Linked DNA regions of Homo sapiens: regions 2, 3, 4 and 5 are each linked to region 1. Evidence: chromatin contacts called from ENCODE Hi-C or POLR2A ChIA-PET data. All regions are on one chromosome and are shown on one strand. The core of a region is the stretch at or near the end of the contact, and the rest is flanking DNA. Distances in the headings are between cores, read along the strand shown. Region 1 overlaps SH2B3 (SH2B adaptor protein 3). Region 2 holds the start of GPN3 (GPN-loop GTPase 3). Region 3 holds the start of TRAFD1 (TRAF-type zinc finger domain containing 1). Region 4 holds the start of HVCN1 (hydrogen voltage gated channel 1). Region 5 overlaps RAD9B (RAD9 checkpoint clamp component B).

Region 1 (5,709 bases), core at 2,428-4,927:
CTGAGCCCTTCTAGTCTTCTTTAGTTCAAGTACGTAGCATGCCACAGCACCTTTCTTTGGGGTGTTGTTTTCTGAGCCCCAACATTCATGGCCCTGAATGTGTGCCTCTGTGTGCCAGGTGTTGCCCTAAATTCTTGGACCTTCCCATGAGCTGGAGTTCACTGACCCATTTGACAGATGAGGAAACTGAGGCACTGGGAGAAGCAAAGAGACTTGCCTGGGATCATGAAGTGAAGGGGATCTGAACCCTGAGACAGGAACTCTTGATCCCAAGGGGCCCCTAACCCCAAGCCCTTGGCCCCCTGCTGAACTGGTTCAAACCAGAGAGTGTATAACCCAGCTCCAGGCTGGGCTGGGCCTGAGGTGTGCGTCTCACCTGGCAGTTACAAGAAAAGGAAATTGCACTGGTTGCCACATTTACAACCTAAAGTGGAGAGATTTCACAGAATCCAGACTTCTGGTTTCTCTTATGGAATCCGGGGATCGGCCGGGCACGGTGGCTCATACCTGTAATCCCAGGACTTTGGGAGGCGAAGGCAGATGGATCACTTGAAGTCAGGAGTTCAAGAGCAGCCTGGCCAACATAGTGAAACCCAGTCTCTACTAAAAATACAAAAATTAGCTGGCCACAGTGACGTGTGCCTATAATCCCAGCTACTCGGGAGGCTGAGGCAGGAGAATCACTTGAGCCCAGGAGGTGGAGGTTGCAGTGAGCTGAGATTGCACCGTTGCACTCCAGCCTGGGCGACAGAGCAAGACTCCATCTCAGGAAAAAAAAAAAAAAAAAAAAAAAAAAAAAATCAGAGGATCTGGCGGTGCCAGGCCGGCATTGGAGGGGGTCCCAGCCTGGCCTGTGCTGCCACTGGTTCAGCAGTAGAGCCTGACGGGGAGGCGACAGCAGTGGGGGCCCTGGGGAAGGAGAAAGATTCCAGAAGCAGCTGCTAGGCTGGAGTAGCTGGCCTTGGGCCCCAGACCTTCCCGGGGAGGTGGGGCTCCCATTTCAAATGGAGCATGCCCAGCCTGCCGGGCCTCAGTTTCCACATATGCCCAGGCATGGATTAGCTGAGATGGTCTTGAAGTCCTGCCAGCCCTGGTGGTTCTGGAGGTTGAGCCTCAGTTTCCCTCATCTGTACAGTGGAGGACATGATGGAGTTCTAGCTGTTGATAAATGCCCTTTAAACCACCATTTATTGGGCTTTCCTTATACAGCAGGCACTTTACTGACCTGGCTTCATTTTATCTTCACAGCAGCCCTGTGAGGGTAGCTGCGCCATTAGGCCCATTTCACAGATGGGGAGACTAGGTCTGAGAGAGCTTAGGTGGCTTTCCCAAGGTCTCACAGCCCCTGTGGCTGAGAGGGGCTTGGAACCTGGGCAGTTGGCTGCCCCTGTGAGCAGTGAGTCCTTAGAAGGACTTACTGTCAGTATTATTGATGGCACTGTTAACTAGGGCCCTGCATGGGTGGGGGCACCTGTTTTGGGCTCTTGGACTAGGAAAAGCTCCTGTGGCCATTTTATCCAATGCCACCATTTTATAGATGCCAACACCGAGGCCTGGAGGGGGCTGGCCAGCGCCCCTCACCTGGCACAGAGGACTCTGCCTGGCACATCCCACCCATGGCCTCTGATGCCCAGCTTGGAGAAGTGGTAGAAGAGGGGCTGGGGGATGCCTCAGGGGGACTTAGCCCTCAGCCCTGAGCCCCCCGCTGCATCACAGGCCTGAGTGCCCAGGAGGCAGTGGTCTGGGTAGGAGTGGCTGCGACTCGGGGGTAAATGTGCTTCAGAGCCATCCCCACTCATCCCCTTTCGAGCCAGGTGTCCCTGGTGTGTGACTTGGCCTTGCTGGGCCTCAGTTTTCTGTAAAATGGGAAGTGTCATGGGGGGCAGGCTACGGTAAGCACTGATAGGGCAGGTGAGGGGCAGCCTCGGGCCCACCCTTCTGGCAGGAGACATTTGGGGCACCCAGAAGCCCTGGAACAAGGCCACTCTGACCTTGATTTTGGGAGCACAAAGTCCCCCCAAGAGATAGCACAGGAGCCCGGGTGTCTGATGAGTGACCCATCCCTTGGGGGCCTCAGTTCCTGGGTGTGCCTGGGTCTGCAGGGGAGGCAGAGGCACAGGTGGGCAGCTCCCTCTGGGTGGGCTGTGACCCTGCCTGGGCACAGGAGGGCCGTGCCCGTCCGTCCTTGCCGTGATTCTTCCAGGTGGCACCGCCCTCACACCTCCTTTACAGAGGAGGAAACTGAGACCCGGGGAGGCCACAGGAGTCGGGCTCTGGGCCCAGAGCCTGGGCGGGGATGCAGGAGCCACCCCCATGCCTCCGGGTGTGGGAAAGGGGAAGCAGAAAGAAAGGGACGTCCGCCGGAGGCCTGGCGGTTTCCTCTCGGGGCAGGAGTGCGAGGAGGAGGAGGAGGAGGAGGAGGAGGAGGAAGAGGAGGAGGAGGAGGAGGAGGGACGGCAGGAAGCCGCCTCGGGCTCTGACAGGCGCGGCCCTGGCCTGCCCCTGCCCTTCTGAGCCTGTGACCCGGGGGAAGGCACTTTGCCCTCCCTGTGCCTCAGTTTACTCAAGTAAAAATAGCTGAATGATGGCTCTGGCCCCAGGATCAACTGAGTGCTGTCTGGGAAGCACCTAGAGCTGTGCCCAACACAGCCAGTGTTCGCTGGGGCCTGCAAGGCTTTGCTGCTGCAGGCATCACTGGCGTTGTCATTTTTATTTATTATTTATTTATTTAGAGACAGAGTCTCGCTCTGTCGCCCAGGTTAGAGCAGAGTGGTGTGATTTTGGCTCACTGCAACCACCGCCTCCAGGGTTCAAGCAATTCTCCTGCCTCAGCCTCCCGAGTAGCTGGGATTACAGGCGCCCACCACCACACTCCGCTAATTTTTCTGTATTATTAGTAGAGACGCGGTTTCGCCATGTTGGCCAGGCTGGTCTCGAACTCCTGACCTCAGGCTGTCCATCTGCCTCGGCCTCCCAAAGTGCTAGGATTACAGGCGTGAGCTACCGCGCCCGGCCCATTTTTATTAATTGGTTTTCATGTGACAGGCACTGTGTCCGCCACATCCCATGGAATCCTTATCACAAACCCCGGAGGTGGGGACAGTGATGAAGCCATTTCACAGCCAAGAAAACTAGGCACAGAGAGGTCCAGAAACTTGCCCGAGGCCCCAGAGCTGGTAGGTGGCCAAGGCAGGAAATGAGAGTCCCTGGTGGGTCTGCCAAGGCCGGGGGGCACCAGGGGCAGGGGGTTTGTGTTTAGGCCCCAGAACAGGCAGAGAGAAAGCACCCACCCTCCACCGTCAGAACGAGCCTGTATCCCGGCAAGCAGGGCAGACTGAGCCCTGGTCTTGGCAGGCAGGCAGAGCTCAGGTCCTGGCGGGCACACAGGCTTAAGAAGCCGGTTTTTTCCTGGGCCCACGTCTCCTGGGGGACCAGCGGCAGAGGCTCCTGGGGTAGGAACGGAGGTCCCATCCTCACTCTGTCCTGGGCTGCCATGTGACCCAGGTAGGTCCCAGTCCTCTCTGAGCTATGAAGTGGGTGCCTGCAGTGGCCTTCTGGGAGTGATGGGGAAGGCGGAGGGGGTTGGGCAGGGCTCCTGCGGCCCCAGCCACACACACTGCCGCCCCATCTGCCCCCTTATTGGGGTTCCATGCAAAATCGTTTTTGAAAAAGTGCTTTGCCGCTTAGAAGAAACCCCCGACCGCGCTGAAACCACGGGGGCAGATGGTATCGGGGCGCTTCCTTTCAGCTCAAATTCTGCGAATCCACAGCCTAGAAAGTGCCCTGAATCCAACAAGGGGGGAGGTAATTAAGTTATTATGGTCCATCCCCACCCCGTCCTGCTTACCAGGCCTGGCTGCTCTTACTGGCTTCTTGGAAGTTGGTGTGGTATTTTTTTGTTTTGTTTGTTTTCGAGGCTGGTATTGAGATGAGACCATTGTGGGGTCAGGGCTGTGGGCTTGGAGGTTCAGGGTCAGGGTCCAGGGGCGAAGGGTGGACGCTGGAGAAGGGCAGATGGACAGGGTCAGGTTCAGATCTTGGCTCTTGTATCCTTGCTGTGTGGCTCTGGGCCAAGAACTTGGCCTCTCTGCGCCTCAGTGGCTCATTACAGAAAATGGGATGCCAGCACTTGCCTTAGTGGGTTGTTTTGAGCCAACTGCAGGCTCAGGGAGTAGCTGGCATGATGTGTTCCTACCCTGAAGGGCAGAAAAAGGGGAAGGAGGCCACCAGATCCCACAGGTGGGTCCCCAGGGTCCCTCCCCGGGATGGGCAGCAGCCTGGCTGCTCCCCACAGCAACCCCTGGCTGGCCCCATTGGCGCTGCTGGAAATCCCCCACCCAGTTCTTTGTGAATGGAAAAGGAAACTGATTGCGCTAGAAGAGGTCTCCGAGTGCCGGCCGGGGGTGGGTGGCGGGGGGGGCTTCCTCTCCCAGTGCAGGAGGGGCCACCTCAGCTTCCTTTCTGGGGCCCCATACCCCCTTTTTCCTATCTCCCCTCTGAGTTGAGGAGGAGGCTGTGGCCCCCGCCCACTGTTTGGCCTCTGGAACCACTGGGTGACAGTGTACATCGGGGCGATTAAGGGCCACCTGGCCTCTGGACCTCCCTCGCTGTGGCTGCTGCCTGGGACCCCCCACCCCATGCCTGACTCGAACCCCAACCTCAGCTCTACACACAGGGGCACCACTGTAGGAGGAGAGAGAAACCTCTCTCTAGGGAACCACCTGGAAGGGGGCCCTGCCCTGTCTTCATCTGGGTACCCCATGTAATCTAGGAAACTGTCTTTAACTTGCCGAGGGCCTCCATGTCTGAGTTCCTAATGTTTTTTATTTTGCTTTTTCAATTAATAAAGCTCATGGCAGAAACTATTTAAAGAAAAAAAAAAACAGTAACAGAAAAACCTCCCACAATCTCACTACCCAGAGAGAACCAGCATTTCCATTTTGGTAGATGTCATTATTGTCATTTTTGTTTTGTTTTTGAGACTGGGGGACACTGCTCTGTCCCCCAGACTAGAGAGCAGTGGCGCCATCTCGGCTCATTGCATCCTCAACCTCCTGGGCTCAAGGTGATCTTCCCACCTTAGCCTCCCAAGTAGCTGGGACTATTTAATGCTGCTATTAGCATAGACATTAGCAGGACACCATGCCCTGCTAATTTTTAAGTTTTTTTGTAGAGACAAACTCTCACTATGTTGCCTAGGCTGGTCTTAAACTCCTAGGCTCAACAGTCCTCCCGCCTAGGTCTCCCAAAGTTCTGGGATTTACAGGCGTGAGCCACCACCACACCCAGCCTCTTCTCTGTCTTTAACTTTGCCTCCGCCTCCAAATTCCAATTCCTTCAGCAATTGCTGGGAAGGGATTACTTTTTGCACAATTCTGTCTGGAGCCCCTTGCAGGCAGGAGCTTGTGGACAAAAGCTTCAGCCTTTGCGGGCCTGGCATTCCTCATACTATTTGGTCACCTGCTTTTTTCACTTTGTGTCCTGAACATTTTTCTGTATTCTTTTTTTTTTTTTTTTCCACCTCCTAGGTTCAAGCGATTCTCGTGCCTCAGGCTCCCGAGTAGCCAGGATTACAGGCATGTGCCACCACGCCCGGCTAATTTTTGTATTTTTAGTAGAGACGGGGTTTCACCATGTTGGCCAGGCTGGTCTCGAACTCCTGACCTCAGGTGAGCTGCCTGCCTCAGCCTCCCAAAGTGCTGGGATTAC
Region 2 (5,786 bases), core at 123-2,622, 960 kb before region 1:
TAGTTACATGTACATGTTTTTACCCAGAATAAGTCAACAGCTTAGAACAATGTGTTTGTTAAAGACTGAGGCCACACAACACCTCCACAGACTCTAGTGTTTCCACACTTCTTCTTTTTTTTTTTTGCGACAGTACCTCTGTCACCCAGGCTGGAGTGCAGTGGCACGATCACCACTCACCACAGCCTCAACCTCCTGGGTTCAGGTAATCCTCCCACTTCAGCTTCCCGAGAAGCTGGGACTAGAGGTACCTGCCACCAGGCCTGGCTAATTTTTGCATTTTTTTGTAGAGACAGAGTTTCGCCGTGTTGCCAAGGCTGGTCCCAAACTCCTGGGCTCAGGCGATCCGTCCACCTCCATCTCCCAAAGTGATAGGATTACAGACGTGAGCCACCACGCCTGGCTATGTTTCCCACACATATGTTATTTGATCCATATCTTCACCATTCTCACTGTATTTGAATGTTCCTAACATTCCCTTAATATTTGTTTACAAGAAAAAATTTTATCCCTACTGTAAACTGAAAACCACTTATATTTGACATAACGTGAAATTAGACATAAAATTATATAAAATCTTTAAATGTTCTATTTTTAGCTAAATACAGGTGCCTATTAAAAGCTCTGAGACTAAGAACTGCTCTCTGAAAAGACCTGGGGATTAAAGAAGTGCTGAAGATACACACTAGCACCGAGCACAACTTCTCCTAAATGCGAAGTTGAGAACTGAAAGAGAAATGAAAAGGGAACAATTTCCCTAACACATTATCTGATGCTCCTTAATGTGGGGTCCATGTACCACCTACCACCTAAAAGCACCTTAAATACCAAAAGTCCATGTCCCAAGTTCTGAGAAACAGTAATTAATGAGACCCCACTTTACCCTCCTGGGAGCGAGACAGGGCCGGATTCTGGAGTTGAGACAAAACTGGATTTATATTTTTTTGCGGGGCAAAGAACTTAATTAACCTTTCTGTATCTCGTTTTCTGTAAAATGAGAAAAATGAGATCTCTCTCACAGGGTTGTTGTAGAAATAAGCGAGGCGTTTCATCTGCTGCCTGGGGCTTAAGTATACAATAAATATTAACAACTACCATTATTTCCCTTTCAAAACAACAACAAAAAAGAACGTGAAGCCAGACAGCAGAAATGAGTTGCGTGGGGTCTCAGGGTTCCCAGTACACACACCCGCCGGCTCACTCCCTCAGGACCCAATCTCCCGCCTTCCACGAACTCCTACTTTTCTCTCCTTGTCCCCGCAGATCCTCACCTTCCCGCTGCCCGCGGGGCCCATGACCAGCTGCGCATACCGAGGCATGTTGGCTCCCGGAGCCGCCCGCCACACTCCCTTAGCCTTCGCGCGACGCCCACTGAGCTCCGGGAAAGTGAAGTGCGAACCAATCGCAATCCACATTCTTTCTACGCCTCCAGTTCTACCACACCTCCTACTACGGGGCAGCCCGCGGGCCAAATCCCGTGAGAAACGCGTCCTGAGAAAAAAGGGGAGGGGCGAGGGAGAGGATTTGCGCGTGCGCAAAAGTAGTTGATGGAAATCGGCCGTTGGGATGCTGTCTAAGCTTGGATACCTGAGTAATAACGGACAACAGATAAAGCTCCGCATCCTTGCGCCACGTGCTTCGGTCCGTGGTTTGCGTGCAGACGTTTGACCTGTATGGTGACCCTCGCGATTTGCAAATGTGCTGAGGATCTGGAATACTGAAGTGGAAGGCACCTCTTGTTTTGGGGAGCATGTATATTTCCCTCCTGTGACGCACTGCTTCCACAGAGAGGTGCAAACGTGCAAACGCTCAGCGACCGCAGCGCTCCTGCCCCTCCCCCACCGTAACTCCGGGGTCGCGGATCTGCCCGCCCCGCTCTCCCGAAGCTGTTCGGGCAGTGTCCGAACGGCTTCGGAGGGGCGAGAAGCCAGCATCCGAGCCGCCTCTCCGGAATACCAGCAGCCTGACGCACGCGTGCTGTCGGGGGAGGGATGCTGGGACAGCTGCTCCCGCACACGGCTCGCGGTCTCGGCGCCGCGGAGATGCCCGGCCAGGGTCCGGGGTCCGACTGGACGGAGCGTAGCTCTTCTGCAGAGCCGCCCGCTGTGGCCGGGACCGAGGGTGGCGGCGGCGGGTGAGGTTGGGGGCCCCGGGGTAAGGGTGGCAGCATGGGGCCCCCGGGTCGTGAGGCCCCCGGGTCGTGAGCCCCGTGGAGGAGGGCTGCGGCCGACCTCTCGTCTCGGGGGCTGGCCCCGGTGCCCTCAAGTGAGAGGCGGGGAGCAGTTTTGTTGTGGACAGAGGGCAGAGGGGAGGACTGCCTCGCGGTTGAGGGAGGGTCTCTGAGGGAAGCTTCGGAGGAGCGTTTGGTGCAGTGGCCACGAGGTGACTGCGACAGTCGCCCGCGTGCATCTCTCTGCCCCGAGGGGGCGCTGCGAGCCCTGCTGGGACGTTTGCTGTCTGGCACAGGACTGTGTGTCCACCGAAAGGCGAGGCGGGAGGGACAGAGGAGGAAGATGTCCCCCGGTTCAACTGGGGGCATCCAGGCCCATAAACCAGTTCCTTCCCTCTAGTGACATGAGCCACCTTCCTGTCAAACGGGGATTTCTTTTTCTTTTTTTTTCTTTTCTTTCTTGTTTTTTGAGAGCGAGACAGTCTCGCTCTGTTGCCTAGGCTGGAATGCGGTGGTGCGATCTCAGCTCACTGCAACCTCAGCCTCCCAGGTTCAAGTGATTCTCCTGCCTCAGCCTCCCGAGTAGCTGGGATTACAGGCGCCTGCCACCACGCCCGGCTAATTTTTGTATTTTTAGTAGAGAGGTGGTTTCACCATGTTGGCTAGGCTTGTGTCGAACCCCTGACCTCAAGTGAGCCGCCCGCCTCGGCCTCCCAAATTGCTGGGATTACGGGGTGAACCATTGCGCCCGACCTCAAACGAGGATTTCTAATCGCCAATGAGACCAATGACTGAATATCCGAGGTGCCTTGATCTTGACATTTTCTTCACACTGAAGTTCCTTTTTTCACAAATCTATTTCGTTTTGAGCAGGTTTTTACACCTATTTCCTAGATAGTGAAGACAGCGAGCTGTTGAAGTCACTGCTGGAGACTCTACCTCCTCTTCCTCTCCCTACTTTATTCCCTAAAAGCAAGAACTGCGATATGTTTGCCGTTCAGTACAACCCGCAGTCAGGGCCCCTGTTGCACCCATGGCCATCCTTTTTGTTTTTTTTTTTTTGAGACAGAGTCTCGTTCTGTTGCCCAGGCTGGAGTGCAGTGGTGCCATCTCAGCTCACTGCAAGCTCCGCCTCCCGGGTTCACGCCATTCTCCTCCCTCAGCCTCTGGAGTAGCTGGGATTACAAGCGCCTGCCACCACGCCCGGCTACTTTTTTGTATTTTTAGTAGAGACGGGGCTTCACCGTGTTAGCCAGGATGGTCTCGATCTCCTGACCTCGTGATCCGCCCGCATGGCCGTCCTTTTTGTCTCTGGTGCTACTGAAGACTTCTTAAAGATGGGATGGAGTCTTGGGTTTCTTTTCTGTTCTTCACAGTCCTTGGCCGACTGCAGGATCCTGGTGTATCAGGAGATACGTGAATTTTTTTTTTTTTTTTTATTGAGACAGAGTCTCCCTCTGTCACCCAGGCTGGAGTGCAGTGTCACGATCTCAGCTAACTGCAACCTCCGCCTCCTGTGTTCAAGCAATTCTCCTGCCTCAGCCTCCCAAGTAGCTGGGACTACAGGTGTGCGCCACCACGTACCTGGCTAATTTTTGTATTTTTAGTAGAGATGGGCATGAGCCTGTAATCCTGGAAGGTTCTATTATGATCCCCACTTTATGGATGACAAAACAGGCACAAAGAGGTTGTTTGTCCTTTCCTTTTATCTCCGCCTGTCGTTCATCTCCATGCTTCCTTTAGTTTATCCAAACTCTTAAAACTACAATTAAAAAAAAAGACAGTATGCCCTTCAGTTTGGTTTAAGGAACCCCATTAAAAAACACAAACCAAGACTAATTTATGAAAAGCTTATATTCCCAGAAATACAAAATAAAATTTTCAAACTAGAATCAGGTTTATTATGCTACATGATACAATGTTGGCACTGGCAGGGGTCTTAAAAATCATCAATTCCGGTCATATTTACTAATCTGAAAGGGGAAGTGATCTGCCAAAAATCCCATTATTAACTAATGGGAACTCCGGAACTCCTTACTTTTTTTCTTCTTTTTTTTTGAGATGGAGTCTCGCTCTGTCACCCAGGCTGGAGTGCAGTGGTGTGATCTTGGCTCACTGCAACCTCCGCCTCCCAGGTTCAAGCGATTCTCCTGCCTCCTGAGTAGCTGGGACTACAGGCACGTGCCACTACGCCTGGCTAAGTTTTTGCATTTTTAGTAGAGAACGGGGTTTCACCATGTTAGCCAGGATGGTCTCGATTTCCTGACCTCGTGATCCACCCGCCTCGGCCTCCCAGAGTGCTGGATTACAGGCGGGAGCTACCGTGCCCAGCACTTTTTTTCTTTAAAGTCAGGTTTATTGAGGCATAATTTACACAAATTAAAGTCTTACTTTTTCATGTATAATATGATGGGTTTTGACAAATGCACATGGCTATGTAAGCACTGCCACACTAAAGATACAGAGCAGCTCTATCACTCCTTCAAAACTCCCTCATACCTTATAAAGTCAACCTTTGAGAAAGGAAGACACAGGAGGGTTGCCAGCAGAGAAGTGATGTGATCTTACTTTACTTAAAAAGGATCACGCTGGTTGCTAGTTGGAGAATAAACTAGAAGGAGCAAGCGTAGAATTAAGAAGTTGGAATACAAGAAAACGATATGGTGGCTTGGAATAAAATAGCAAAGGAAGCGGCGGTGAAAAGTTCATAACAAAAACTTTATAAACTTGGCGCCTGGCCCATGAACTCTTGGTCATTGAATAAATTGCAGGATGAGGATCAGTTGTTTTGTCTTAAGTTTAGAAAAGAAAAAGAATTTGTACGAAATTAGAAACATTACAGACCAACTTATTAGTTCTAGCACACCTTAATTACTATTCAAAGAACAGTCTTTCGGCATGGCGTGGTGGCTCACACCTGTAATCCCAGCACTTTGGGAGGCTGAGGCGGGCGAATCAGTTGAGGTCAGGAGTTTGAGACCGGCCTGGCCAACATGGCGAAACCTTGTCTGTACTAAAGATGGAAAAATTAGCCGGGCGTGGTGGCGGGCACCTGTAATCCCAGCTACCGGGAGGCTGAAGTGGGAGAATTGCTTGGACCTGGAAGGCGGAGGTTGCAGTGAACGGAGATCACGCCATTGCACTCCAGCCTGGGCAACAGAGCAAGACTCTACCTCAAAAAAGAAAAAAGAAAAAAAAAAAAGAACAGTCTTTTCAATACCCAAATCACTTCATTAAAAATAAAGACAGCAAGATAATCACATGGATAGCCCAGGAGCCCCAACTACTTTATTGAGCTCACTGTAGGAATGAGATTAGGAAGCTATAAAATTAAGACCCAGGATAGGCATGGTGGCTCACATCTGTACAAAAATTAGCCAGGCGTTTTGGTGGTCCTGGCTACTTGGTGGCTGAGGATCGTTTGAGCCCAGGATTTTGAGGCTGCGGTGGGCTATGATCACGACACTGCACTCTAGCCTGGGTGAAGGAGGGAGACCCCATCTCTAAAAAAGGAAAGAAAAAAATCTTGGAGCCATTAGGATTTAACCAGAATTATAGGAAAAAATTTGTAAGACATTATTTCTGATGGAAACATGAAAAGTAAAAATAATATGCA
Region 3 (5,047 bases), core at 266-2,765, 700 kb after region 1:
AACATTTCTAGAAAATCTTTCTCATATCTCCTTACAGGCTATATACCCTCTGAATGGAACCAGTTACTTACTTCTCTCACTTTAGGTTAATTTTCCCTGGTTTTAAACTTTATATGTTTGGAATCACACAAGTTATATTGCATATTTAAGCTAAATATTTTATCTTGTTATAAATATTGCTTTGAGACGGAGTTTTGATTTTGTTGCCCAGGCTGGAGTGCAGTGGCTCAATCTCGGCTCACTGCAACCTTCACCTCCTGGGTTCAAGCGATTCTCCTGTCTCAGCCTCCCAAGTAGCTGGGATCATAGGCGCCTGCCACCACGGCCAGCTAATTTTTGTATTTTTAGTAGAAACGGTGTTTCACCATGTTGGCCAGGCTGGTCTTGAACTCCTGACCTCAGGTGATCCACCAGCCTCTGCCTCCCAAAGTGTTGGCATTACAGGCGTGAGCCACCGCGCCCAGCCTGTTAGATGCTTTTCTTGCTTAGTACTATCTCATTAACATTTTGCAATTATATTATATTATATTATATTATATTATATTATATTATATTATATTATTTTTGAGACGGGGTCTTTCTCTGTCCCCCAGGCTGGAGTGCGGTAGCATGATCAGGGCTCACTCCAGCCCTGCCTCCTGGGCTCGAGGGATCCTTCCACCTCAGCCTCCCAAGGAGGTGGAACTACAGGTGCGTGCCACCACGCCTGGCTAATTTTTGTATTTTTTTTGTAGAGATATGGTTTCATTATATTGCCCAGGCTGGTCTCTAATTCCTGAGCTCAAGAGATCCACCCGCCTTGGCCTCCATATTTTGCAATTATAATCTGCAATGGAATCATAATTTTAAATTGCTGTATTGTTTGTAATATGTGCTTGGTTATACTTATATAATTATAAGTTGGTTTGTAATATGTGCTTGGTTATACTTATATAATTATTCTCTCCTTTATTATACATGAGGTAAGAGAAGCTCAGGGAATCCATTCAGGCAGCAAGTGGAGAAACTAGCTCTCAAACCTGCATCTCAGGCTCTCATTCTTCCACTGCAAAAAAGCAAAGTGCTCAAAAAATATGGTCACAGATCTGCAGAAGTCTTGCACAAGGGCATTATCATAGCAATAAGAATGACTAATAAGTATTAACGGCCCATGAGAAAAGAACAAATACCATTAATTATCTCAATATATTAAGCATATTAGTAATGTTTGTACAGAATTATTCATGCAAATATTATTAGCCTGTGTCGGGGACAGTTGCTAAACTCAGCAACAGGCTCACAGCTCAGCTTCGTGCCTCTGGTTCCAGATGTGCAGGGGCCAGGGCTTCCAGGGACACGCCCCCGTGGGCCTCCAGGGAGCCAATCGACGCGCAGAAGGCGGGGCCCTGGGAGCGACAACGGTGTTATCCAATGGGCCGACAGCTGGAGCCGCCCCTGGCCAATGGGCGCGCTCCTCCGCGATGGGCGGAAGTGGTGAGGCAGCTCTGAGGGCCGTTGTTCAGTGCGGGGTCTGACAGAGGAGGCTCCGTGTCTGCAGCTAGTGTGTCAACTCAGCGTTTCTCCTCTCGTCCCTGGTGAGGTGTAGCGGCGGCACGCGGCTGGAGATCCCCTGTGGCCTCCAGTTTAGGAAGGGTCCAGCATCCCAAGGGAGGGGTGTGTGGGCGAGGGGTCTCTGGGCCCGGGGTCGCGGCTGTGAGGAGAGGATGCCCGCGCGGCGGCATCTCAGGCACCTGGAGGAGGCCGCGCTTTCTCCTCAGGGAACCGGCGCCTTGGCAGCCCCCGGCGACGCCGCCCCCTTCGCGGCCTAGGTTGGTCTGGTGAGCCGGGAAGCGGGCGTCGTTCGCAGCGCCGCTGTGACCACCGCGTCCCGGGCGGAGCTGGGCTCAGTGCCGGCCTGGGCCTAGAGTCCGAGCCTCGAGCTGCCGGCGTGGGGGGTCGCGAGTGGCCTAATGCGGCCTCGAAGCCGAAGGACCCGAGTCCGAGCTCGCACTCCGACCCGCTGGTGCTGTGGAAAACTCAGGTGGCCTTCCGCTTTCGTAGCCTCTAAAGTGGGGACCAAGACTTTCACCTCTTAGGATTGTAGTCGGGATTAAAAGATTTTCCCGGTAAGCGTTTGGCAACTGCTATTATTTGAGAAGCCGCTTACTTCTTCACTCCCCATCACCGACCTTCCTGGGGACGGGGGCGATTGGAAACTGCCTTGGGGTATCTGGACCCGGCAGGGGAAGCTCCGCCGCCTCGGGCAGAGGGACGGTCCCCTCTGCGGACTAGAGAGATCTAGCTGACCCCCAACAGGCTCCTTATAAGCTTGAAGACTTTTCTGTGCCTCAACTCTTCCGTGCATTCGCCCGTTTCCTTGACCCTTTGAAGTATTGTCAGTCCTCTGCCTGAAGAATCTGAGGCCCAGAGAGGTTAAATCTGGCAGAACCAGCCAGACCTTGACCCCCAGAGGGGGACCCTGCAGGCTACCCCCAGTCTCCTTGCATCTAGAAAAGCAAGCACCTGCTACATCTGAGCTCTGGCCTTAGAGTTGGCCAGAGTGGGCTGGAATAGAGCACACCTGAAATCAGTCGGACAGCCTTCCTTAGTTGCCATTTCATATCAGAGTGAATATCTTTTTTTTTTTTTGAGATGGAGTCACCTTCTGTTGTTCAGGTTGGAGTGCAGTGGCGAGATCTCAGCTCACTGCAGCCTCCGCCTCCTGGGTTTAAGTGATTCTCTTGCCTCAGCCTCCTGAGTAGCTGGGATACAAGCGCCCGTCACCACGCCCAACTAATTTTTGTATTTTTAGTAGAGACTTGGTTTTGCCATGTTGGCCAGGCTGGTCTCGAACCCCAGACCTCCAGTGATCTGCCCACCTCGCCCTCCCAAAGTGCTGGGATTACAGGCGTGAGCTGCTGCGCCCAGCCCAGAATGGGTGTCTTGAATTATGTCATTCCCTAGTTTAAAGCCCTTCAGTGGTTTACCATTGAGCTTGGAATCGAATCCAATATTCTTTCTGTCTGATATGACAAGACCTTCTTGAGTCATTCCCCTTTTTTATTATGCTCTTCCAGATCTGCCTTTACTTTCTCTTTCATTGCTTTTAGGCCTTTTGCCCTTCCCACTGCCTGGATGGATTTCCCCGCATTCCCATCCTCTATCTTTGTCTTTTCGTGGTTGGCTCTTGTACTTCAGTTCTTAATTTAAATGTCGTCTCCCCAGAAAGTTCTTCCCTGACCACTCTTATCTACCTAAAGTAGATTTGCCTCTATTCCGCCCCCATTTATTTGTCAGTATACTTTTCCATCACAATACTCAAGTTATATGTATTTTTTTGCTTATTGTTTTTCTCTACCACTAAATCGCTTTATCAGAGACTATATTTCCTTATTTTGTAAAGTATTTTTAGTGCCAGGGCACAGTGGCACACAGTATGGTCTTCTTTTTCTTTGAGACAGGGTCTCACTCTGTCACCCCGGCTGGAGTGCAGTGGTGTGATCACAACTCACTCACTGTAGCCTCGACCTCCTGGGCTCAAGCCTCCCAAGTAGCTGGGACTACCTCAGCCTCCCACCCCAGCCTCCCAAGTAGCTGAGATTACAGGCATGTGCCACCATACCCACCTAATTTTTTGCTTTTTTGTTTTTTGTTTTTTTTGAGAGGGAGTCTCGCTCTGTCGCCCAGGCTGGAGTGCAGTGGCGTGATCTCGGCTCACTGCAAGCTCTTTTTAGTAGAGACTGGGTTTCACCATGTTAGGCAGGATGGTCTCGATCTCCTGACCTTGTGATCCACCTGTCTCGGCCTCCCAAAGTGCTGGGATTACAGGCATGAACCACCGCACCCGGCTGCTTATTTTTTATAAAGGCAGGGTCTTACTATGTTTCCTGGCTGGCCTTGAACTCCTGAGCTCAAGTGATCCACCCACCCCAGCCTTCCAGAGTGCTGGGATTACAGGTGTGAGACACTGCACCTGGCCCACAGTATTGTCCTTTTTTTTTTTATTTTTATTTTTTGAGACAGAGGCTCACTCTGTTGCCCAGGCTGGGGTGCAGTGGTGTGATCCTGGCTTACTGCAACCTCCACCTCCCGGGTTCAAGCAATTCTGCTTCAGCCTCCCTAGTAGCTGGGACTACAGGCACCCGGCTAATTTTTTTATTTTTAGTAGAGAGGTGTTTCGCCATGCTGGCCAGGCTGGTCTTGAACTCCTGACCTCAAGTGATCCGCCCACCTCAGCCTCCCAAAGTGCTGGGATTACAGGCATGAGCCACTGGACCCAGCCTCAAAGTATTGTCTTAATTAAGCATGTTGAACAAATGACTAAATACATGTTTTGAAAAGTGGCAACTCGCTTGATAATGCCAAAACCTTTAAAGAACCCTACTGGGGGCAGGATTTAAGACCATTTTTGTATCATGGAAAGGAATAATCTAAACTAAACAATGGTAGTAAAGTTGCCAGTGCTTTGCTTTCTGCATTGACATCTTGTTTAAAAAGCAGGAGAAACTTTATAGTGAAGAAATTTGGCAGACACCATATCAACTATGTGATCATGGTTTACATCAATAGTAAAATAAGACTGTTGACATCATGTACCTTCTGATATAAGGCACTGAGATGAGCACAACATGATTTCTATGGTGTTCTTGCCAAAAATATATAACCTGAATTTAATCATGAGAAAATATCAGACAAACCCAAATTGAAGGATATTATATAAAATAACTAGCTGGCTGGGCACGGTGACTCATGCCTGTAATCCCAGCACTTTGGGAGGCTGAGGCTGGCTGGTGGATCATATGAGGTCAGGAGTTTGAGACCAGCCTGGTCAACATGGTGAAACTCCATCTCTACTGAAAATACAAAAATTAGCTGGGCATGGTGGTGCACACCTGTGGTCCCAGCTACTCAGGAGGCTGAGGTCGAGGTTGCAGTGAGCCGAGATCGCAGTGAGCCGAGATCGCACCACTGCACTCCAGCCTAGACAGCAGAGTGAGACTCTGTTTAAAAAAAAAAAAAAAAAAAAAGCCAGTATGCTTAACAAGGTCATGAAAGAGAAGGAAAGACT
Region 4 (5,340 bases), core at 782-3,281, 740 kb before region 1:
ATTGCCTGCAACTGTACAAAACTATCTGAGCCATTCCTAGGTGCCAGGCACTGATTTCCCAGGTTCTGGGAAATCCAAGGTGAAGAGGAAAGGGCAAGATCACGATCCTGGTAGACTGACATGTTACCTGGGGAGACAAACAAGGAAGCAAGGAAATATACAAGACAGACCACACCCCCCCCCCCCAGCTAAGCACTGGGAAGCCAGCCAGCCAGAGTAAGGGGCCAGGGAGCAGGCGGGGTCTCCTTAAGTGGGGTGGTCAGGGACAACTCGACATTTATGGTGTGCCCTGAATTACAAGGGAGTATGTCACAGATTGCAGAGAAGAGCATTCCCGGGAAAAGGAAGAACACGTGTGCTGTGCACAGCCCCTGAGAGAGCGGAGTACTTAGGAGGTGGCGGCTGGGGACAGCAGTGGACAGGACAGTGGCCAGAGAGAAAAATTGAGAATAATCACACAGGGCCTGATCATGGAGAGGGCTTGGCAGGCGATGCTGGGGATTTGGATGGAAGTGAGGGGTCCAGCGTGATGAGGCGGCAAGAGATGCTGGCGGCCTGGTCTCAGGGTGGAAGTAGGGGGTGGAGGGGTGGCCGGATTCAGGATATGCTTTGGGTTAGAACTTGTCGCTAGCCTAGACTGTGGGGAAGGGACGAGGAGCGGGGTGGTGGATGACAGCTCCCAGGGCCCAAGCCCCAATGACTAGCAAAGGATCAAGTCTGGGGACAAGAACACTCTGGCTTTCTCCTTCTTGCTAAACCTGTGTCGGGGAGGGCAGGGGCCACAGAGCAGCTCTGGACCTTGTGCAAGCCTCAGCCCAGAGATTTTCAAAACCCTGCCCTTATCAGCCTTTCCCTCTGGGGAGTCAGCCAGAGAAGTTGCCACCCCCTCACCTTGGTCTTACTCAAGCAGCTCCTAGTTGCTGGTGGGGCTGTCCGGAAATCCTGCAGATCTCAGATAGCCCTGAACAACCTGAAGTTAAAGGTGCCCAGGACAGAGAAGTACTCTCAGAGGGGCAGGACGGAGGGTGGAGGAAGCACTGGAACCATGAACTTTTGGTAGTAACCTGGTGCCAGGGGCTAAGCCTGTACACCAAGCATCTTATATCATCTTCTCAGCAATCCTGCGAGGTAGGTACATGCTTAACCTCATGGGACAGATGCGGAAACTGAGGCAGAGACAGGCCAAGTCACGAAGCTGAGCCTGCAAGATCCCCCACACCCAGCACTGGTAAAAGTGGTGGGGGCAATGTTGGAGGGAGTTCCACTGAGGAACTGCTCTCCCCTCTCTGTCTTGGCGTTTACCCTGGCCCCAATCACTCTTGTTCCTCAGCATCTCTGTCTCCAACAGGTGGGTGCTTTTAAAGTGTTTCTAGGGAAGAGTTTGCTTCCCCGGGGCTCCTCCTTCAGGGATGGCTGGGCCTGCTCATTGCAGCCTTCTCCCGGGACATCCAGCACTGCCTCTGCCCCTGCTTCTCTCCTACAATCTCCCGGGAGGGCAGCGGGGCAGGGACGATGCATCCGAGGACTTAGGGGACACAGACCTGGTTGTGAGTTCTGGCTCTGCCTCCTTTGGCTGTGTGACCCAAGGCAAGGGGCTTGGCCTCTCTGCGTCTTGGTTTCTTCACCTGTTAAGAGGGAGACGACGATGGTCACCTGTGGCTGCTGCGCGGAGTGTGAAGAACTGAAGGCACCTGGCCCAGGGCGGCGCGCACCACCAACTCTCCGGGATCGGGGGGTCACTAGGGCCAGCGTCTCCCGCGTTCCCCTCCCCTGGACTCCAGTCCCTGCCGAGGGGAAGCACTGCCCGCCCGCGCCGGGACACGCCAGAGCCGAGGGCAACCGAGGGCTGGGGTCCTGCTGGGGCTCCACGGCGAGGCCTGGACAGCGGAGATGCGGGGGGGGGTCCCCTCTTCTCGGAAGGATCGGGCACTGGGGGTCTTGTAGAAAGGGCTGCACGCCAAACGGGGTACGCCCCCCGCCCGGCCCGAGCACTTACCCGGCGCCCCACCCGCCCGCGGTCACCGCTGCGACTGGGAGCCTCAGAGCAGGTCCGGCCCAGCCCGTCCCGCCCCGTACCGTACCAGGCCCCGCCCCCGCCCGGGCCGCCCCCGCCCCCGTCCCCGCCCCCACAGCCCGCAGACCCCCAACGGTCGGCGGGCTTCTAGGCCTCGGCCCGGGTCTTAGTCCCCTTGTCCCTGCCTGTGGTCAGTCCACCCGTTCGTCCCTACCTCCCTCACCCCGGCTGCCTCCCGCCCCGCAGGGTGGGCCTGTCCTGGGCCTCCCGCAGTTACAAAGGTCCCGCCCGTGGGAGCGAATCGCGGATCACAAAAATCCTGCCCCGGGCCAGCCTAAGGGAAGGGTGGGCGGGGGAACCACTTCCTTCCTCCGCCGGCTGGAGCGGGGCGAATCCACCCCGCCAACCCCTTTCGGGGAGCTTCTGCTCCATCCCACCGTCTCCGGGCCACCCCTGCCTCTGGGTCTCCTGATTCCTTGGCCTCGTCCCCTGCACAGTTTCTGCCATGCAGGGGTGGAGGGTGGGCAGCACGCTCTGACGAATGAGCAACCTCTCAGCCCTCAGAACTTCCCTTGGTCGAGGGCTCTGAGGCTGCTCATGGGATGGTACTGGCAAGAGGGAGCCTTACCGCGTGCAGCCCCTGCCTGTCCTGGGCCGCCTTGCTCCGGGCCAACTCGTACGGCCCCGCAGGCGCAGGCCCAGCTCTGAAGTCCCTCCCCTGTGGGCCCTCCCAGCACCCTGTTCACACAGTCGAATCAGTTCTGTTAGCTTCTGTCTTCCCCCAGAGACCATTTGTCCCAAACATCCTGCAAAGCCGTCTTCTGCACACCTCTCCCTTCCGGTTGAGTCGGGGCTGTGGGGAGAGGCTCACCTCCTTGGGGTTGTGTTAGTTTCCTCATGCCGCTGTTAACAGATCACCACAAACCTAGTGGCTTAACACAAATGTGTTATCTTACAGCCCTGGAGGCCAGAAGTCTCAGATGGGTCCTACAGGGCCAGAATCAAGGTGTGGGTGGGGCTGTGCCTTCTGGAGGCGCCAGGGTAGTGTGTTCCTTGCTTTTCCCGGCTGGAGAGGTGCCTGTGATCCTTGGCTGTCTCAATCCGACCTCTGCCTCCATGGTCACAGCGTCTTCTCCCTTCTAAGGAGCCCTGTGATTATATGGGATCCACCTGGATAATCCAGGCTAATCTCTCCAGCTCAGGATCCTTCACATAGCCACATGTGCAAAGTCCCCTTTGCCACTTAAGGCAACATACAGGTTTGGAGGGGTTAGGATGTGGATATCTTGGTAGGGGGGTGCATTCTTCTGCCTCCCATAGGGGTATTGTCTGCTTCAACTGACTCGGCTTTCCCCAATTCTGCTGGGCAGCTGGCTTTCTTTTCTTTTTTCTTTTTTTTGGAACGGAGTCTCACTGTCGTCCAGCCTGGAGTGCAGTGGTGCGATCTTGGCTTACTGCAACCTCCGCCTCCTGGGTTCAAGCAATTCTCCTGCCTCAAGCCTCCCGAGTAGCTATGATTACAGGCCAGCATCACCATGCCTGACTAATTTTTGTATTTTTAGTAGAGACGGGGTTTTACCATGTGGGTCAGACTGGTCTCGAACTCCTGACCTCAAGTGATCTGCCTGCCTTGGCCTCCGAAGGTGCTGGGATTACAGGTGTGAGCCACTCCACCCGGCAACAGTCTCACTCTGTGGCCCAGGCTGGGGTGCAATGGCATGATCTTGGCTCAGTGCAACCTCTGCCTCCTGAGTTCAAGCAATTCTCCTGCCTCAGCTTCCTGAGTAGCTGGGATTACAGGTGCCTGCCACCACGCCTGGCTAATTTTTGTTTTTTTAGTAGAGACAGGGTTTCTCCATGCTGGTCAGGCTGGTCTCGAACTTCTGACCTCAAGTGATCCGCCTGCCTCGGCCTCCCAAAGTGCTGGGATTACAGGCGTGAAACACCATGCCTGGACTGCAGCAGGCTTTCTTTTTTCTTTTTGAGGTGGAGTCGCGCTCTGTCACCCAGGCTGGAGTGCAGTGGCGCGACCTCGGCTCACTGCAAGCTCCGCCTCCCAGGTTCATGCCATTCTCCTGCCCCAGCCTCCTGAGTAGCTGGGACTACAGGCGCCCGCCACCACGCTCGGTTAAATGTTTTGTATTTTTAGTAGAGACGGGGTTTCACCGTGTTAACCAGGATGGTCTCGATCTCCTGACCTCGTGCTCCGTCCTCCTCGGCCTCCCAAAGTGCTGGGATTACAGGCGTGAGCCACCGCGTCTGGCCAGAAGGCTTTCTTAAAAACATTTTGGTCAGATCTCCTGACTTCTCAGTCATGTATTATTACAACAGCCCCATGCCAGTTTCTAAGGCATAGTCTGGTCCATTTTCAACTTCAACTTCCTTATATTTTATTAAAAATTCTCCTCCTCCCCCAGGGCCAGCTAGACAGAGTGGAGAGGATGTGGGGACTGCTCCCAACAGCCCCTCCTCTGTGTTCACTCCCCTCTGGTTGAGGAAGGGAAAAGGGAACAAGTACCCCGTCCCCTAGTTGCACACCTGGAAGTTGCAGCCCTCTGTCTTAACATCTGGTCTTGCCTGTAGTTAGACCCTTAGTGCAGACAGGTGGTGACCTCAACAGACCCTGCTAAGGCAAGGCAAGGCTCAAACCCTGGCCTGGCTTGATCCCCTGGCTACCTTCCCCCATCCCTTCCCCTACAGAGGCATCGCTCAGTCTTCTCCCTGGGTACTTGCCTCTGCTCCACGGTGCAGTGGTCCAGTCTGCAGCCCCCAACCTTACTGATGGCCTGGAACCTGGGGCCACCAGCAGGGACCTATGTCCATACTTTTTGGGAACCAGGATCCCAAAGGAACACTTCAGCAAGTCTGGAGAATTTGGTGATATTCTCAGCATTGTCGTGTTTACTGAAATACTGCTACTGCTCAGGCATTTCAGTGGACAGGAAAAGATCTCAAATGTGTTACACTGTTATCCCCAGGCACAGGATTTGACCTGCAGTAGGTACTTTACATTCCTATTGCATAAATTAATGAGTATTGAGCATAATAAGATTGGGGTGCCCTCCATCATTGCTACTATTCAACATTTCACTGATGAGCTCAGTCAATGCAATAAAACAAGAAAAAAGAAATACAAAGACTGAAAAGAGAAAGACTATTATTTGCAATCGATGTGATTGTCTACCTAGAAAATCCAAAAGACCTAACAGACTAACACGTGACCACCTACTGTGTGGTAGGCCCTTTCAAGGTACTAAGTATAAGATGAAGGAACAGCCTTTGTTCTTAGTGAGCTCCCATTTTAGTTGGGAAAGTGAGGCCAACAA
Region 5 (5,552 bases), core at 1,409-3,908, 900 kb before region 1:
GCCTCCTAAAGTGCTGGGATTACAGGCGTGGGCCACCGTGCCTGGCTATTTCTGTATTTTAAAGATAAGAAGACTGAGCACAGTGGCTCATGCCTGTAATTCTAGCACTTTGGGAGGTGAAGGCAGGAGGATTGCTTGAAGCCAGGAGTTTGAGACCAGCCTGGGCCACGTAGCAAGACCTGGTCTTTACGGAAAAAAAAAAAAAGGCTGCGCATGGTTGTGCATACCTGTAGTTACAGCTACTCCAGAGGCTGAGGTGGGAGGATTGCCCAGGAGTTTGAGGCTGCGGTGAGACGTGATCACACAGCTGCACTGCAACCTGGGCAATAGGGCAAAACCTGATAACAAATAAAAAGGTGAAGATGAGAGGCATTTGAGCATTTGAAAATGCTAACATTCCCAGGGTGCTGGGATGCAGAGATAGGGAGGAAAGGACTGGCTTTAACTTGGAAGAGTGGCTTCTGCCGTAGCAGGAGGGGAAGGGAAGAAGATGGATTAATTAATCCAGTGGCTTACGGAGGCTTCGTTGACCTCTGCCTCTCAGTTCTGGTGGAAGCTTTGATGGCTCAGGAGGGGAGTCAGCAGCAGACCATTGATCCCAAACTGAAGATTGTCATGTGCCTTTGAAGGCAGGGAAAGGTTTGTTTTTTTTGTTTAATTTTTTGAGATGGAGTCTTGCTCTGTCCCCAGGCTGTAGTGCAGTGGCACGATCTCGGCTCACTGCAAGCTCCGCCTCCCGGGTTCACGCCATTCTCCTGCCTCAGCCTCCCGAGTAGCTAGGACTACAGGTGTCCGCCACCACACCCAGCTAATTTTTTTTTGTATTTTTAGTAGAGACGGGGTTTCACCATGTTAGTCAGGATGGTCTCGATCTCCTGACCTCGTGATCCGCCCACCTTGGCCTCTCAAAGTACTGAGATTACAGGCGTGAGCCACCATGCGCGGCCAAGGTTTGGTTTTAGGACGTGTTGGACCAATAATGAAGGTTCTGGGTGTTCTGTGAACCATCACCAGCAAAGACAGGGATATAATACTGGTCAGGTTTCTGAGGAGGGCTGTCACCTGGAGCATTTAATGAGCAAACTTTCTCTTTGGAATCAACAATGCAGTTCCTTTTTTCCCTCCAGTTTTCTTGCATGTTCTTTGGAGCAGTTTCTTCTGACCAGCAAGAACACTTCAACCACCCTTTCGACAGTCTGGCAAGAGCAAGTGACAGTGAAGAGGACATGAATAATGGCAGTTTCTCTATATTCTAATGCTTAATGATGGCTGAGCTGGGCCCCAGCCCAGTGACTGGCTCATTTGCCCCTCAAGCACGAGTTTGCATGTTTAGTGTCTAAAAGAGGTTGTCCAGGACTTCCTTTTAATGGAGGATGGGCTTTTAAACCACATCATCTTGTACAACAACCATATCTAGAAATAGCTGTTTGTCAAGTGTATGTAACTTGCTTTAAATCCATTATGCTACTTGTGAGGCAGAAGAGTTTTCTGTGAAGGAAAAAAGCCCATTAGAGTTCTTCAATTCAATGCACGTTCACCCTAGAGCTTTTAACATCTTTGCTAGTTTTATAAAGGTATTTAAACTTTATTCAACAGCCATTTAGAGTGCCATCAAGATGGCTTGAAATGGAATTTTGTGATTTGTAGTCAGGTATCTTTTGTATTTGATTGCAAACATTTGGATTTTAGTTTTCTCATGTAATACCATGGCCTTTTTTGTGCATTGTTTTTTATATTTTAAGACTTTAAGTAGAATAAACCCTGGAAAAAAGATCAAGAGTAAAAATATATAGTCACTTTCACTTGGCTTTTTTAGACGGAGTCTCACTTTGTCACTCAGGCTCAAGTGCAGTGGTGCAATCTCTGCTCACTGCAACATCTGCCTCCCAGGTCCAAGCGATTCTCCTGCCTCAGCCTCCCGTGCAGCTGGGATTGCAGGTGCGTGCCACCATGCCTGGCTAATTTCTGGTATTTTGTAGAGACAGGGTTTCGCCATGTTGGCCAGGGTGGTCTTGAACTCCTGGCCTCAAGTGATCTGCCCACCTCGGCCTCCCAAAGTGCTGGGATTACAGACTTGAGCCACTGCGCCCAACCTGGAGTGTTTTTACATATTGTAAAATTTTATTTCCTAACCTCAAATTGTTCTGATTTTCAGATGTGATTTTTTATTTTGCAGTGTGCTGCAGGAAAGAATTTAATGGAAGTGATGCCAAATATTTCTGTATTATCTGACATAGAACAGTATCCTCCACTGCCAAGACAGCCTGAGTTTGGAGTGGAATAAGGTGGAAGACAAATGTCTCTGTTCTTTGGCCCTTTAAGAGTTAGCTTTTTACCTGCACAAATGGACTAAAAAATCTGGCACAAAACATTGTTATGTAATGTCTTATGATGTGTGCCTCTCCCTCCCCCAAACCTGTTTACAGTCAATTATAACCTGACAAACGAGACTTTTGTAACATATTATTGTTACATCTTTCTGAAACCTTCAAACCGTAAGGAAGTGTTAACTGGCAAGCAGTTGTACTTTAGACTTTGTGAGAAATTCATAAAGGTGGCTGAGTGGATTTGCATGCTTTAGAACTGTGAATAGAGTTCTAACTGAAACCAGAATTAATTTGGCTCTTGTAGCTTAGTAATGAGTCATAGCTACCCACAATAACCTAATAAAAACTCAAGTTCATCCCAAGATGTTCCTTAGTGAATGAAAATGGGCCTTAACCAAGCTTTTTGTGGTAACTGGCAATGCCCACATAATTTCAACTAAGTCCTTTCATCACATGGTAGGGGAAGATATATGTATCTTATGCTTACACTGATGATTAACACTGAATTTCTGGTATTTCTAACAAATGCAGATGCCTACACAGGGAGCTTTTATACACAAAAGTAACTCTGTAGGTCTCTTTGCTGAGGATAACATTTCTGGTTCATTCATTGAAGTAGGCAGAGGGGTTTAGGTCTTAAAGGCATCATCATCAGTAATAGCCTGGATGCAGCATTGGACTATTATTATAGTTAATACTGGCGGGGTGTAGTGGCTCATGCCTGTAATCCCAGCACTTTGGGAGGCCCAGGTGGGCGGATCAGTTGAGCCCAGCAGTTCAAGACTAGCCTGGGCAACATGGTGAGATCCCATCTCTACAAAAATTAGCTGGGCACTTTGGATTTTAGAATTTGGATACAGAGTGCTAAGCTGAAATACAGTCATGTGCTGCATAACAACGTTTTGGTCAACGATGGACTGCACAGACAGTGGTGGTCCCATAAGATAATGGAGCTGCCCTATACAGGTGTACCATTTTTTTGTCTTTCATACCATAGTTTTGCTGAAACATTTCTATGTTTAGATATACAGATGCTTACTGTTGTGTTACAACTGCCTACAGTATTCAGTACAGTAACATGTTATACAGGTTTGTCGCCTAGGAGCAACAGGCTATTCATATAGCCCAGATGTGTAGTAGGCTAGACCATCTAGGCTTGTGTCAGTACACAATGATGAAATTGCTAAGGATGCATCTGTCAGAACATCTCTGTTAAACAACACGACTGACTGTACAGCAGATTTTTTTTGTAGCTTCCCTCTATACTATACGGAAGGTGCAAAGCCTCAGCTGGGAAAAAGTTCTATAATTTACATTTAATTGTCCGTCCATTTTGATGAATTTCTGAGGAAGCTAAACTGATGTAGTGAAGCAGCTGGAGCCAGTTAAAGTAGCAGCATATAATCAGTGCTAGAATGACTAGGAGGCTTGGAAATGAGGACCTGATAGTGACCAACAAACTCAATGTCAAGGGCTGGTGTCTCATTTAGTTACTATTCAAACCAAAAGAAGCACACAGATTAGTATAAATACTATATTTATTAAATATCTTTACAGTTTATTTAAATGTATTTACAGAACTATTCCTGCATAAGTTATAATTCAGACATCCAAATTCAGGTAATTGCCTCTTGGGTAATAAGACAAATAATGATAGTCTCAACAGAAAAAAAGCAGCTCATTAGTATACACACAGATTCTAATTTGCTTCATTATTTAGCCATCTTTGCCACAAACTACCTGCTAACAGTTAAAATTCTGACATGGACACGTTTTAGTTGAGAAGTTCAATTTTGCAAAGAATTTAATTTTAAATAAATAGAATCCAAATATGTCCTGCTTCATGTTTTGTTTCATAAGCAGATTTTGGTTTTTTGATACTGTAAAATTTTTAAAATGCAAAAATGTGATACAGTTTCCAGAGAAACTGAATGCTGTAGCTTCTACCAAAGATAGCTGGTATTAAGGTGACCTAAAGAACCATGAACTCATCCAAAGTACAAACGTTTACAATTCGAGCCAATCTTGTTTACATTCTCTCAAACACTCAAAGCTGACTCAATAAATTCCCACGATTCCTGCCTAACTTGTTACTTGGTATGGTGGGCTAATGGTACTGAAGGTGGTTTCCATCTCCGGGCTACTGTCCTATCCAGAACACACGCAGCTGATAGAGGAGAGGACGCTCTCCCATCATGCAAAGCTTGAAACCCAGTTTCTAATCTAGACACAGCCCAACCCCCAGACATGCATACCTGGAATGGATTCTTTTGTGATTTAGTACCCAACAACCATGTCAAGCAAGTACAGTAACTCAGGACAAATAACTTGTTCCCCCTGCATCCCATTTCTTTTAGTTTTTAGAGCCTATGGACTCTACTGCATCTCCATTTGGTAAATTTTTTTTTTTTTTGTGCGCAGGCAGCTTAAGTTCATAGGAAGAAATAAGGTTCTGATATGTTTAGAGTGCACATTTTAAAACAACAAAATAAAAATTTCAAGCATGTGATAAAAATATTGATTTTTATAATACAGTATTGCTTTATAAATATAGATGGAAAAGCTATAAACTTTACTGGTCTTTGGTGCATCCAGAGAGGGATAAATAATTTGCCATTTGTAAATTAGAAATCCAAATTTTTTCTTTTGTTATAAAAGTCCATTACATGAGGCGTGTGTGTGTGTGTGTGTTGCTTAAAATATAATTAACACACACATCAGGTTCAGAATCAGACCCACCAAGTGGTACAGCACAGTAACAACCCATGGAAGCTTGGGTCTGTGACCTGGAAAATTCTACTATGGGTCCAACACAGCCTCTGACCACTGAGAGTAGGAGAGATACTTGTTAAGCAGCACTCCAGCTGACCCCCCCGGCAGTCATAAAATTAAGTGCATAACACAAAAAGAACAGGGGAAAATAGAGAAAATATTTTATGTCACTAATCTATAGGCCAGATCCAAAGCCAATTCCACTGTGAAACTCAATTCTTGCCCCCACTACTTTCAGTATCACTGGAACAAACACATCGTCAATTTCTAACAATCGTTTCTCAAAAAGGTAAGCTGAGTAAATAAGTTGTATAAAACACCACCAATCTAGCTTTACAAAGATTGTGTTTGACGGGTTAAATGAGAGCAGAGAAAAACCAGAAACTTGACGAGCACTGCTCTTACCAGGAATTAAATGTAGGCGTTGGAAAATGAATGCAAAATATATCCAGA

Evidence for each region. A loop is a pair of places that touch in the nucleus more often than their neighbours do. ChIA-PET counts read pairs that join two places held with the same protein, here RNA polymerase II (POLR2A). Pooled maps may share reads with other maps.
Region 2: a pooled map shows a loop between it and region 1 (4-fold over the local background). The contact joins the promoter of GPN3 here to the enhancer-like site in region 1. A Hi-C loop is called at or near these places in 2 of 50 pooled maps. POLR2A ChIA-PET finds 5 or more read pairs at or near these places in 4 of 52 experiments (CD4-positive, alpha-beta T cell, CD4-positive, alpha-beta memory T cell, T-cell and 1 more).
Region 3: a loop to region 1 is called in a pooled map, with 4 times the contacts of the local background. The contact joins the promoter of TRAFD1 here to the enhancer-like site in region 1. A Hi-C loop is called at or near these places in 7 of 50 pooled maps. POLR2A ChIA-PET finds 5 or more read pairs at or near these places in 2 of 52 experiments (OCI-LY7 and activated CD4-positive, alpha-beta T cell).
Region 4: a loop to region 1 is called in a pooled map, with 8 times the contacts of the local background. The contact joins the promoter of HVCN1 here to the enhancer-like site in region 1. A Hi-C loop is called at or near these places in 5 of 37 single-sample maps with no recorded cell type and 3 of 50 pooled maps.
Region 5: a pooled map shows a loop between it and region 1 (4-fold over the local background). The contact joins two enhancer-like sites. A Hi-C loop is called at or near these places in 1 of 37 single-sample maps with no recorded cell type and 2 of 50 pooled maps. POLR2A ChIA-PET finds 5 or more read pairs at or near these places in 1 of 52 experiments (activated T-cell).

Annotation. Positions count from the first base shown.
Region 1 is chr12:111,426,619-111,432,327 of GRCh38, forward strand. The region is part of intron 2 of SH2B3 (SH2B adaptor protein 3); the gene reads left to right. Among named protein-coding and RNA genes, the nearest start is that of SH2B3, 24 kb to the left of the region's middle. RefSeq lists an enhancer at 4,116-4,425. Within about 2 kb of position 3,678, at least 12 of the 41 ENCODE cell types and tissues checked have a DNase peak (open chromatin) inside an H3K27ac peak, as active enhancers do; they include CD4-positive, alpha-beta T cell, where a contact is called at or near this core.
Region 2 is chr12:110,466,885-110,472,670 of GRCh38, forward strand. It overlaps GPN3 (GPN-loop GTPase 3), which reads right to left and starts at 1,373. Exons shown (of 8, transcript NM_016301.4): 1 at 1,272-1,373. The coding sequence starts at 1,319. It overlaps FAM216A (family with sequence similarity 216 member A), which reads left to right and starts at 1,961. Exons shown (of 7, transcript NM_013300.3): 1 at 1,961-2,134. The coding sequence starts at 1,992. It overlaps LOC124903016 (a long non-coding RNA gene), which reads right to left. Exons shown (of 3, transcript XR_007063459.1): 2 at 3,755-3,932; 3 at 3,405-3,567. RefSeq lists enhancers at 1,485-1,614, 2,535-2,704 and a silencer at 2,025-2,334.
Region 3 is chr12:112,124,045-112,129,091 of GRCh38, forward strand. It overlaps TRAFD1 (TRAF-type zinc finger domain containing 1), which reads left to right and starts at 1,516. Exons shown (of 12, transcript NM_006700.3): 1 at 1,516-1,574. RefSeq lists enhancers at 1,241-1,535, 1,513-1,562, 1,973-2,042.
Region 4 is chr12:110,687,084-110,692,423 of GRCh38, forward strand. It overlaps HVCN1 (hydrogen voltage gated channel 1), which reads right to left and starts at 2,032. Exons shown (of 8, transcript NM_032369.4): 1 at 1,997-2,032; 2 at 1,542-1,625. RefSeq lists enhancers at 102-930, 1,493-1,542, 2,793-2,842, 2,963-3,072, 3,603-3,752 and silencers at 1,723-2,222, 2,283-2,352.
Region 5 is chr12:110,529,398-110,534,949 of GRCh38, forward strand. It overlaps RAD9B (RAD9 checkpoint clamp component B), which reads left to right. Exons shown (of 11, transcript NM_001286535.2): 11 at 1,128-4,159. The coding sequence ends at 1,256. It overlaps PPTC7 (protein phosphatase targeting COQ7), which reads right to left. Exons shown (of 6, transcript NM_139283.2): 6 at 3,848-5,552. Among named protein-coding and RNA genes, the nearest start is that of RAD9B, 30 kb to the left of the region's middle. RefSeq lists an enhancer at 924-1,173. Within about 2 kb of position 2,659, at least 3 of the 41 ENCODE cell types and tissues checked have a DNase peak (open chromatin) inside an H3K27ac peak, as active enhancers do.